Regions from separate parts of the Homo sapiens genome. Here region 1 is linked to region 2. A link is an interaction called in ENCODE POLR2A ChIA-PET data of the cell type or tissue named here. Cell type or tissue: K562. All regions are shown on one strand. Each heading gives the region's core, and the rest is flanking DNA. Links, peaks and the distances in the headings are about the cores only.

Region 1 (5,210 bases), core at 565-4,564, 64 kb after region 2:
CAGTGAAAAGTGAGGAAGGGGAGGGCAGAAGAATCCACAATGAGTAAGCAAATGAATCAAATGTGGTTTTTTCCCTCCTTGAAGAGTTTATAATTTGGTAGAAGAGATAAAAATGTACACTAATTACTGTAATCACTGGAATGTAACAAAGAAGTAAAAAGTGCTATGGAAGTTCAGAGAGAAGATAATTTTGTTGGTTTTGTATTTGGTTAGGGTGGAAGAAGTGAAGGGTTGTTAAAATTTCCCTTCTTAACCTACTTCACATCAGCTAGCCTTTCAACACTAGATTGGAGTTCGTTGGATGAAAAAGGCAGAAAAGTGATTTAAGGCAGATGTAACAGACAAGAGTAAAGGCTTAGAGGTTACAAAGGGTGGTGGTGTTTGGGTAATAACTATTATACTAACAGAGTTTAACTGGAGCACTGTAGGTACGAAACAGACAAGCAAAGTGAATGCCAGAAGGGGGAATCTGTCTAGAAACGTATCCTCTTCTTCTGTTACAACCACCAAATCAGGCAGATCTTCTTCTGTCATACCCGCCCAATCAGACATTCTAGGACAGGAACAGTGGCTTTGACCAAGCCAAAGATCATCGCCTTTCAATGTGTCATTAGGAAGGCTGGGGACTGCCCCCCTGGGTTCCAGGCCATCTGGGCCGCCGTGAGGCTCCTGCCCACTACAGATGCATTTGCTTTTCCATTGAGCTATTGCCAAAGTCCCAGAGGGATTCTCATTCAAAGGTTTTCCAAAGAATTGCTTTTAATACACTATTACATTATAATTTAAATAGCCTCTTGTAGGGTAAATGCACATGACAGCAATAACTGAAGCATACTTTTAGAATGACCCTGTATGGCAGATGCACCTGAATCTGTATTCCAAGCTAGGGAATTAGGGAGTGGCCAACCTGGACATTAGTTCCCTGTCTATGAGAAACACAGGAGCCCCCAAGCCCCATTCTGTGGAACACAGACCATAACAGAGAATTGAGGCCTTGAGTTTTCAGCTTGATGAAGGTTAAAGGGGGAGATCGTTAGCGGGAGTGTTCTGTGAAAATGCTGTATGAACTGCATGCTGTTTGCAAGCACTGTGGTTTTCCTACCCAGCCCGCCACCACTGGGTCAAGTGGATATGTTGTCTGGTCCACCACCACTGGACTATTTCTGTATGTAAGGTGGGGTTCTCCTATCTAGCCGCCACCACTGAACTCTCTCCCCTGTATGTAATCCCCTCATAAAACCCCATGTCTCATTTGCTGGTTCTAGGTCTCTTCTTCAGCCTCTTGAACCTGATGCCTTTCCTGTTGAGGTTAATAGTTGTTTAACACAACATCTCTCCAGGAAAAAAAAAAAAAAAATTAAACTTTTTCATCAGCCAAATTTCAAATTTCTACAAAGTATCTTTTAGTATTTGCTATCATAATTTTCTCATAGAATATTTTGATTATCTATTTTTCTAAATGTACTCTTTTGTAAAGATCTCCGTAATTTAACTGAACAAAAGCTGTTTAATTCACTGTGAATGGATATTCTTTTTATTCAGTGCCCTCCTTTTAATTTTACATTTCTACCAACTTCAGCCCAAATCCACTGACTTGGAAAACCATGTTCCACCTTTTATTTACAAGGCAGTGGGGAGGAGGGAGTCAAACTCTCTTCCCTTCCTGATAATTAGTGGTCTAATTAGCAACCAATCAGTGTTCTGTGTTTTTCCTAAATATCTGACCATTTTTTAAGTCACAGCCATATTTATTATATGAAGAGGTCATGTTTGTATAATTTTAGGCTTTGGTACATTCACAATTGCATAAGTATACCCCGAAACGAACCTTTTCCATCCTAAACTTCTGAACACAAACCACCCAGTGACCATTTCAGACCATTGCATAGTGATGCTGCCAGCTGGCTAACAGTTCAGTTCCAGCAGTGACACCTTCTTTGCCTGTGTCACAGTATCTTTTGTGGGCAATTTTTTGGCTATTTTATTTTGTCCTTTTTTTGTAAAGCCAAAATGAGACAAAAATAAATTCATATGCTAAAATTAATGATAATAAATGAAGATCTCATCAAAATCATACAAGAGAGACAAAGAAGCAAATTCTTAGCTCTCCCAAAAGTGGAAACTCCTAACTTTCAATCAAGACATGATGGAACTTAAACTTGTCAATCATGTATTTAATGGGAAAGAAAAAAATTAAAGAATGTATATGAAATGAGACAAATATATCAATGAATAGGATATCTAAAAGGAGTAATTAGGATTTTAGAATACATTTTTAGCTCTCTAGCACTAGCTATCCATCCCACCCCATGGCACCTTGAAATTTTCAAGTCCATTGATCATCTTTTATGCATTCATCTTTCATGCACATTTTCAAGAATGCGTTATGCCTGGAAATTGGCAAACACGCTAATTCAGAGATAATCTTATTTCAACATGGCAGTATAGGCAGATATTCAAATAAGGACATTATTTATAAGAAAACATATAAAGCTCATGGCTAGTTACCAGAAAACAAAAGCTATCATTATTTGAAATTTAGAGCAGATTCATTAATCTCTGCGAAAGAAAACAGAATTTCATAACTGGAGGAAAAATAAGACATATGAATCATGCCTCCATATAATGCAGTTCTATAAAAACCTGAAATAAGCAAGAAAAAAACGAGGACCTAGAGAAAGAAAGTCAAATGTGAGTGAATGATTAAATACATATGCACTCAAGAGGGACACTAATCTATTCAAAACATGAAGCAGGTAGCAGAAAGATTGGACCAGGTTTGGTCTGATGACAGAGTTGTTCAGCTTCCAGCATTCCATGCCAACATTACAGAATTTGCTCTCCTGTTGGAAATCTCCCTCATTTTTCACCAAGGAAGAATCAAGGGCTTTTAATTAATTGTGCAAGTGAAGGGAATAACCTGTTGCTGTTCAAATTCTCTGACTTTACAGACAGGTTCACCATTGGGACTAAGAAACCTATGAGATGATAAATTGGTCATTAATTTTATGTTTTCACATCCAGTTATTCCTACCAGACTCTTTACTCCTAGTACTTAGGAAGAAGTTTCCAAACCCCATCATCAGAAATGTGTGGAACCTTCTAAACTGCCCCCAAAATAGAGAGTTCAACTTCTTAAACTTAACTGAAAACACAGAAAGACTCTACCAATTCTCTGGCTCACGCCTGTAATCCCAGCACTTTGGGAGGCCAAGGCGGGTGGATCACTTGAGGTCAGGAGCTCAAGACCAGCTTGGCCAACATGGTGAAACCTTGTCTCTACTAAAACTATGAAAATTAGCTGAGAGTGGTGGCACACACCTGTAATCCCAGCTACTTGGGAGGCTAAAAGAAGAAAATCAATCGAACCTGGGAGGCGGAGGTTCCAGTGAGCCAAGATCATGCCATTACACTCTAGCCTGGACAACAAGAGTAAAACCCTGTCAAAAAAAGAAAAAGAAAGAAAGAAAGAAAGAGAGAGAGAAAAAGAAAGAAAGAAAGAAAGAAAGAAAGAAAGAAAGAAAGAGAAAGAAAGAAAGAAAGAAAGAAAGAAAGAACAAATGAACGAACTGATATTTTCACTTGGAAAGTATTACAGAAGAGTACTTTGGCTGAATTCAAATGTAATTCCAGATTTTTTTTTTTTTTGTTTTTTTTTTTGAGACTGAGTCTCGGTCTGTTGCCCAGGCTGGAGTGCAGTGGCGTGATCTTGGCTCACTGCAACTTCCATCTCCCAGGTTCAAGCAACTCTTCTGCCTCAGCCTCCTGAGTAGCTGGGATTACAGGTGTGTGCCACCACACCCAGCTAATTTTTGTATTTTAGTAGAGATGGGGTTTCACCATGTTGGTCAGGCTGGTCTCAAACTCCTGCCCTCGTGATCTGCCCACCTTGGCCTCCCAAAGTGCTGGGATTACAGGTGTGAGCTACCACACCTGGCCTAATTAGAGAAATTTGTAAAGAAAATGTTAACTTTCAATTGTACCTATTTATAGAGAAATTAATTATGAAAATAAATAAGAACAAGATGGGTAAAAACAGGACTTTATACCTTCTCCAAAAGATGTACCTTAGCCTTGGAATTGGGATTATTTTCAGCTCCCAATGCCAGACTCTGAGCCAGTTTTTTCTTAGGGGTTGGCTAGGAAAGGCTTCTTAGGTGCCAAGTTTCTTGGGCCAAATATCAGCATGAGAACATCCCTATGTGTTGGTAATCTCTAGCTAATTTACCAGCAGCCAGAGACTCCATGTTCAGTCAAAATGGCTCATGTCTGTTCCCAACCAACAGAGAGCCATAAACTTACTATCTTCTCTATCTACAGGCAGGTCTTCAATATAAAGTTCTACATGAGTAACCATGACCCACATCTGCAGAAAGTCGACTGGTCCCTAGTTCAAAAAAAGGTTTGGGTTTATTCCACACTTCAGCATATGTCTGTCTGACTGCACAGTGGGACAGAAATCTTGCCAAATAACCTGGCACTCTTCACTCTGGCTTTCAGAAGACCAAAAACCATACAGCCATGGTAACTAAACTGCCAAGACAATAAATTGATAAATCTCCCAATTTCTTAACTCAGGATGAAAGTGGACTTGGATAATTTCTCAATCTTCAGTAATTCAGTATCACATGTTTGTTTACAAATATATAGAGGGAAAGGAGTGAAAAACTTTAAAATCTCACAGGTGATGGTGTAGAAACTACCCACCCATAGGCTATATGACAGTTGTTCTTAAGGTAGTTTAAATATATCATAGTGATAAAGAGTGTTTTTATTTTGTTTAAATCCAGAGCTAACCACCAAAATTTCAGTTTCTCTCTCAATTTCTCCCTCTCACTTTTCATATATTTGTACACAGTGCCTAGAACAATACTCAATAAATATTAATATGTATTAAATGAACAAAAAACCAAATGTTAATCTCTAGAAAGAGCTCAAGGCTCTCTCCCCCATTCTCCTACACCCACTCCTAAGGAGAACATATATGGTGGGTATGATGGTGGCAAGGACAATATTGGGTCACATTTTTGGTGTGATAAAGGTTAAAGATCTGGGGCCCATAGCATTTCCTTTGGATTTGATCACTGGAATCCTGACTTCCTTTTGAATTCTCTCTCCTGTACTCCACTCCCCCAACTCCTACCCTACCCACAGCAGGGGGAAATGCCACTGTCACTCTCCTTCTCCTTTTCCTCCTTTCCTTCATTGCC
Region 2 (5,210 bases), core at 443-4,442:
TCCTTTTGGGGGCAAAGTTTTGCTATTGCAATTGTAGCTGTTCTATCAGAAACAATTTTGCTGAATCTTTAAAATAACTCATCCAGCCACCATAATTCTTGTCTACCAAAGAAAAGACTGAGGCCGGGCGCAGTGGCTCACGCCTGTAATCCCAGCACTTTGGGAGGCCGAGGCGGGTGGATCACGAGGTCAGGAGATCCAGACCATCCTGGCTAACACAGTGAAACCCCATCTCTACTAAAAAATACAAAAAATTAGCTGGGCGTGGTGCCAGGCGCCCGTAGTCCCAGCTACGCGGGAGGCTGAGGCAGGAGAATGGCGTGAACCCGGGAGGCGGAGCTTGCAGTGAGCCGAGATCTATCACGCCACTGCACAGCCTGGGCAACAGAGTGAGACTCTGTCTCAAAAAAAAAAAAAAAAAAAAAAGACTGTTAGTTAAACATCAGGACTTTCAACATGAAATGAATTGCTCCAGAAAAAGAAAAGTTGACAGCGCAGATTTAAAAAACAATTGGTACTAATATTGAATTGCCCTTTTGGGTCTATGGAAGGTGTGTTTGTGTATGTGTGTGTGTGTGTGTGTGTGTGTAATCAATTACAAGGGAAGCAGAAGCATTTCATAGCAAGGAGCACAGAGGAACTTAACACCTAGCATCTGTTCAACTTAAAAGAAAACTAAACAGGCTCTATAGCTGAAAAATAAGTAAATAAATTACAGGATGCTCATCCACATACCAAAAGGCTTTACTCTATAGCTCCTTAAACAACTACCACTAAAACGGCATTGAACTAGGAGCATATTTTCCCACCAACATCATGTAAGTTGACATGTTTGTGTTATTATGTGGTCTTTATAAAGATTTTTAAATGTCAGCAGAGAATTTTAAAAGTTAGGAAAGCTTTTGTTTGTTTTCAAAAGCATTTGAAGTCCATATCTCGGAAGTAAACACTGTTAACATTCATTGTACTTGTATTCAGTGACTAAAAATGGTTATAAAAGTTCCAAACTCTTGGCACATATTTTCACATTGTCCTTTAGAAAGGTCATACCTTTCATACCACCAGTGTATCAAAATGTCCATTTCACCGAACCCTTTTATTTTACCAAAATCCTTTGATCTAATTGAGAGGTCATGATTTTCTATAAAAAGCCAGATAGTGAATATTTTTGGCTTTGTAAGCCATGAGTCTTTTTTTGAGACAGGGTCTCCCTCTGTCTCCCAGGCTGAAGTACAGTGGTAAAATTGTGGCTTACTGTAGCCTCAACCTCCCTGGCTCAAGTGATCCTCCCACCACCCAAGTAGCTGGTACAACAGGCGCATGCCACAATGCCTGGCTAAGTTTTTATTTTTATTTTTTGTAGAGATGGGGTTTCACCATGTTGCCCAGGCTAGTCTCCAACTCCTGAGCTCAAGCAATTTGCCCATCTTGGCCTCTGAAAGTGCTGGGATTACAGGCATGAGCCACTGCGCCCAACCGCCATCCAGTTTTTATTGCAAGTTCTCAATTCTTGCCACTGCACATTGAAAGCAGCTATAGACCACAAGTAAACAAGTGGGTATACTTATTCCAATAAACTGTGTTCTAATAAAACTTTATTTACAAAAACAGGAAGCTGGCCACATTTGGTCCATGGGCTATAGTTTGCCAAAACCTCTCAGAACTATGTGGTCTTACAATTTTAAAAATGAAGATTTTCACATTCTCAGAAATCTACAAAGAATCGTGTGTGTGTGTGCATGTGTGCGTGTGCATGTGTGTGTTCTTATTGTAAAACCTACAAACAAATTCATTCATCATAAGTGAGCAAAAAACGGAAAGGGCAACTTAGAACTGACAGTGCAGAGACTCTCTAACTTCCAAAAATTATAATCCCCATCACCACAGCTAATAGCTAAAACTCATATAGCACTTTACAGCTTATAAAGTGTGTTCTCATTTATTATCTCATTTGATCTTCCAACACCATGAGGTGGCTATGATTATCCCAACTTTACAGATGGAGAAACCAAGGCTTAGTGTATTAGCTGTGAGACTGAAGCCCAGAAATGACTTTGTTACCACAACTGCTGTTTAAAGTGTACACCAAACAGAAAAGTCAGTACTAAAAATTCTCCTGATAGTGCAAACCCAGAGAGGCAAAATTACAGACAAATCTTTCCTCTGCTTTTCAGATAAACTGTTTGTTTTCTCTTTAAGACCTGAAGATTTTGTCAGCAGAAATGGGTGGTAATTACTAAGATAAGAGATTGATCTTGTATTCTAGTCTGCTAATGTTTGTTTTGTGCCAGAATTGTCCCGGTGGCACTGAGCCAAAAAGAATGAAACAGCTATAAATGTCTAGGCAGAGGCCTGAAAAATAAATTACAAGAAAGAAAATATATAATTAGGAATCTTGTGAACTAAATTTGAAGATATTCACAAGCTCTGTGAGTTTTTGCAGTAGTGAAGAGAGATTCAGACACCAAATAGCAAAGGAGAATTGCACTTTTTTTCCTTCAGAGAAAGACACCAGGAAGAGTGCTGAAGCATATTGAAAGGAAGAGGTTGGTAATTTTTCCTTAACTATAGAGGCAACGTCATCCTGTGACCACAAAGAACATTCTGCTGACCTTGACCATTTTTCCTGTCATCTATGTGCTGAGCTCTATGCATAGCCCTCAGGCAGACACAAAGCAAAGTCAGGCATAGCTCTGGAACTCCAGCGCATGTTCTCTGAGACTTACGTAAAGGACTCTTCCATTCACATTAGTTAAGAGCCAGGCTGGTTAATGGCCACATATTGCCCACTTACTCCCTGTTGTTCTTCAGCACTTGAGGCAGAGCTTTAGCAAGGCCCTCACAAATCTTTCTTCCCACATTTTCCAGTTTCCAAATACAGCTTTCTATACTACAGCTACAGGGATATCTTGATGTTGTCTCCTCTTTGAATGCACTAGGCAAGTGAGGTTGCATTGGAAACAGCTGGCTGCTGTGAGGCGTTGGTGCTAGCTCAGATGCATGCAGATGGCTGGGTTTTCCAAGTGCCTGCATGTTATGGGCAGTTTGCAAAGTTAGCACTGTGTTTTGGAAAAAGAACAAGCCCAGAGACAGCCAAGCCCATGTACTAGGACACAGTAGTGAGCTGCTAAAATTTTCTTTGGAAACACATCCCTGAAAATGTTCACAGAATCCTGCTAACCTCCGCAATTTGTGGTCCAGTAATGAGTTGATCCACAAAATGGGTAGAGCTGAATTGGAAGAAGAAGGGCAAGTTGTAAGAAAGTTGGCAATCAATTCCAAGGTGGTAAGCAGCAATTCCTGGAGTGGGTTGTAGTTCCAGTCCCTGCCATTATGTTACCTCAGCAAGTAAGTTCAGCTCTCTGAACTGCCTCTTCTCCATTATAAATATGGGAAAGACAATGTATTCTATGATGTTTGTGCAAAGATGAAAGAAGAATGAGTTTTCTAAACTGTGAAATGCTATCCAAATGTCAGGAACTGTTACATAGTTATAGATCTTGCTCTACTATGAATCACTAGGGATGTCATAAATTATTCTTGTGCAAGTTTATCAATACCACCTCAGAGACATATTGAACATCAACTGGCACTTCAATAGCATCAGTGTAAACACCTGGCCCACAGCCAGTCACCATACCATGGAATTAAGAGGGAAAAGAGAGTTTGTCTCTGGTTTCAGGGTGTTTCCTTGTACTCAAAAGAAGAGCTGAAATTTCAAGATTTGATGAAAAATACAAAATAGAATCAATCACCCTGCACAAGTTTCTATATCCTTCACATAAAGTATTTTATTACCGCCATTGTACAGTTACCTTACTGGGCCTAGAATAACTGATGCTAGATTAAGGAAACTATTTGTGTGGGAAGTAAACTAAAAATATAGTACTTTTCCTCTTAACTGCAATTATACCCTGTATTATACATAGAGTATCCTGTCTGAGGTTGGAATGATTAATTTTATATGTTAATTTGGATACGTCTATCTATCTATTTATATATATGTGTGTGTGTGTGTGTGTGTGTGTGTGTGTGTGTGTGGTGTGTTTTGGAAAAAGAAATATTTAACATTATATATAAAGAGAGATTTCATTTCACATATGTAGACACGCACACACATATATATACCTCCTATTTGTGTGTATCTGTGTGTATATATATGTATATATACATATGTATGTATATATGTATGTATACATATGTATGTATATATGTATATATATGTATATGTATATATGTATATATGTATATATACATATGTATATGTATATATGTATATATACATATGTATATGTATATATGTATATATACATATGTATATGTATATATGTATATATACATATGTATATGTATATATGTGTATATATATGTATATGTATATATGTATATATATGTATATATACATATGTATATGTATATATGTATATATACACACACACACATAGACACACATATATATATACCTCCTATTGGTCTGTTTCTCTGGAGAACCCTGACAAATAGAGAGGTTGAGTTCCATTATTTAAAGGAAAATATAAAGAAGGAGAAAATGAAAAAAAAAAAAAGAGGCACCTTTAAGATAGCTCCCCTTAAAATTTTATTTAAATGGTAGAGACTGTATTATTTCCTTTAAAATACTGTGTCTTAAGTGTACAAGTTTATAAATAATTTAAAAGGTGCTTTATTTAAGCAAGCACTTAATAAATTAGAACAAAAGCTGTGATAAGAAGTAGATTACATGGGACACATTTTAGTAAGTATTAGATTGTAAATTTGTGGCAGACAAGGTTCCTTGTACCATATTTAGTTCAATCTCTGATCTGTCAGACTGAACCACACGAAATTGCTGATATTTGAATGTGTCTGACTTATTTTAAAGGAGCATTTTCATTTGGTTCAATCTAATAGGAATATATTACATTTTTTTATGTAATAGTCAAGAAAGAGCATTTTTAGATTACTTCCCACACAAATAGTTTCCTTGATCTAGCATCAGTTATTCTAGGTCCAGTAAGGTAACTGTAAGATGGCGGTAATAAGTTACTTCATGTGAAGGGTATACAAACTTGGGCAGGGTGATTGATTCTATTTTGTATTTTTCATCAAATCTTGAAATTTCAGCTTTGCTTTTGAGTACAAGGAGTGTGTGTGTGTGTGTGTGTGTGTGTGTGTGTGTGTGTGTGTGTGTATAGAGAGAGAGAGAGAGAGAA

Evidence for each region. ChIA-PET counts read pairs that join two places held together with the same protein. Peaks named below come from ENCODE experiments on the same cell type or tissue, not always from the same donor. Only the 100,000 strongest peaks of a DNase experiment are listed, where the experiment ranks them.
Region 1: POLR2A ChIA-PET joins it to region 2 with 5 read pairs; 2 of 35 experiments call an interaction of 5 or more read pairs at or near these places.

What each region holds. Positions count from the first base shown.
Region 1 is chr4:81,848,089-81,853,298 of GRCh38, forward strand. No RefSeq gene overlaps it. Among named protein-coding and RNA genes, the nearest start is that of RASGEF1B, 380 kb to the left of the region's middle. In K562, for the core only: no CTCF peak of the experiment used is centred there; no DNase peak of the experiment used is centred there; H3K27me3 peaks cover 713 bases.
Region 2 is chr4:81,783,988-81,789,197 of GRCh38, forward strand. No RefSeq gene overlaps it. Among named protein-coding and RNA genes, the nearest start is that of RASGEF1B, 310 kb to the left of the region's middle. In K562, for the core only: no CTCF peak of the experiment used is centred there; DNase peaks (open chromatin) are centred at 2,274 and 2,604.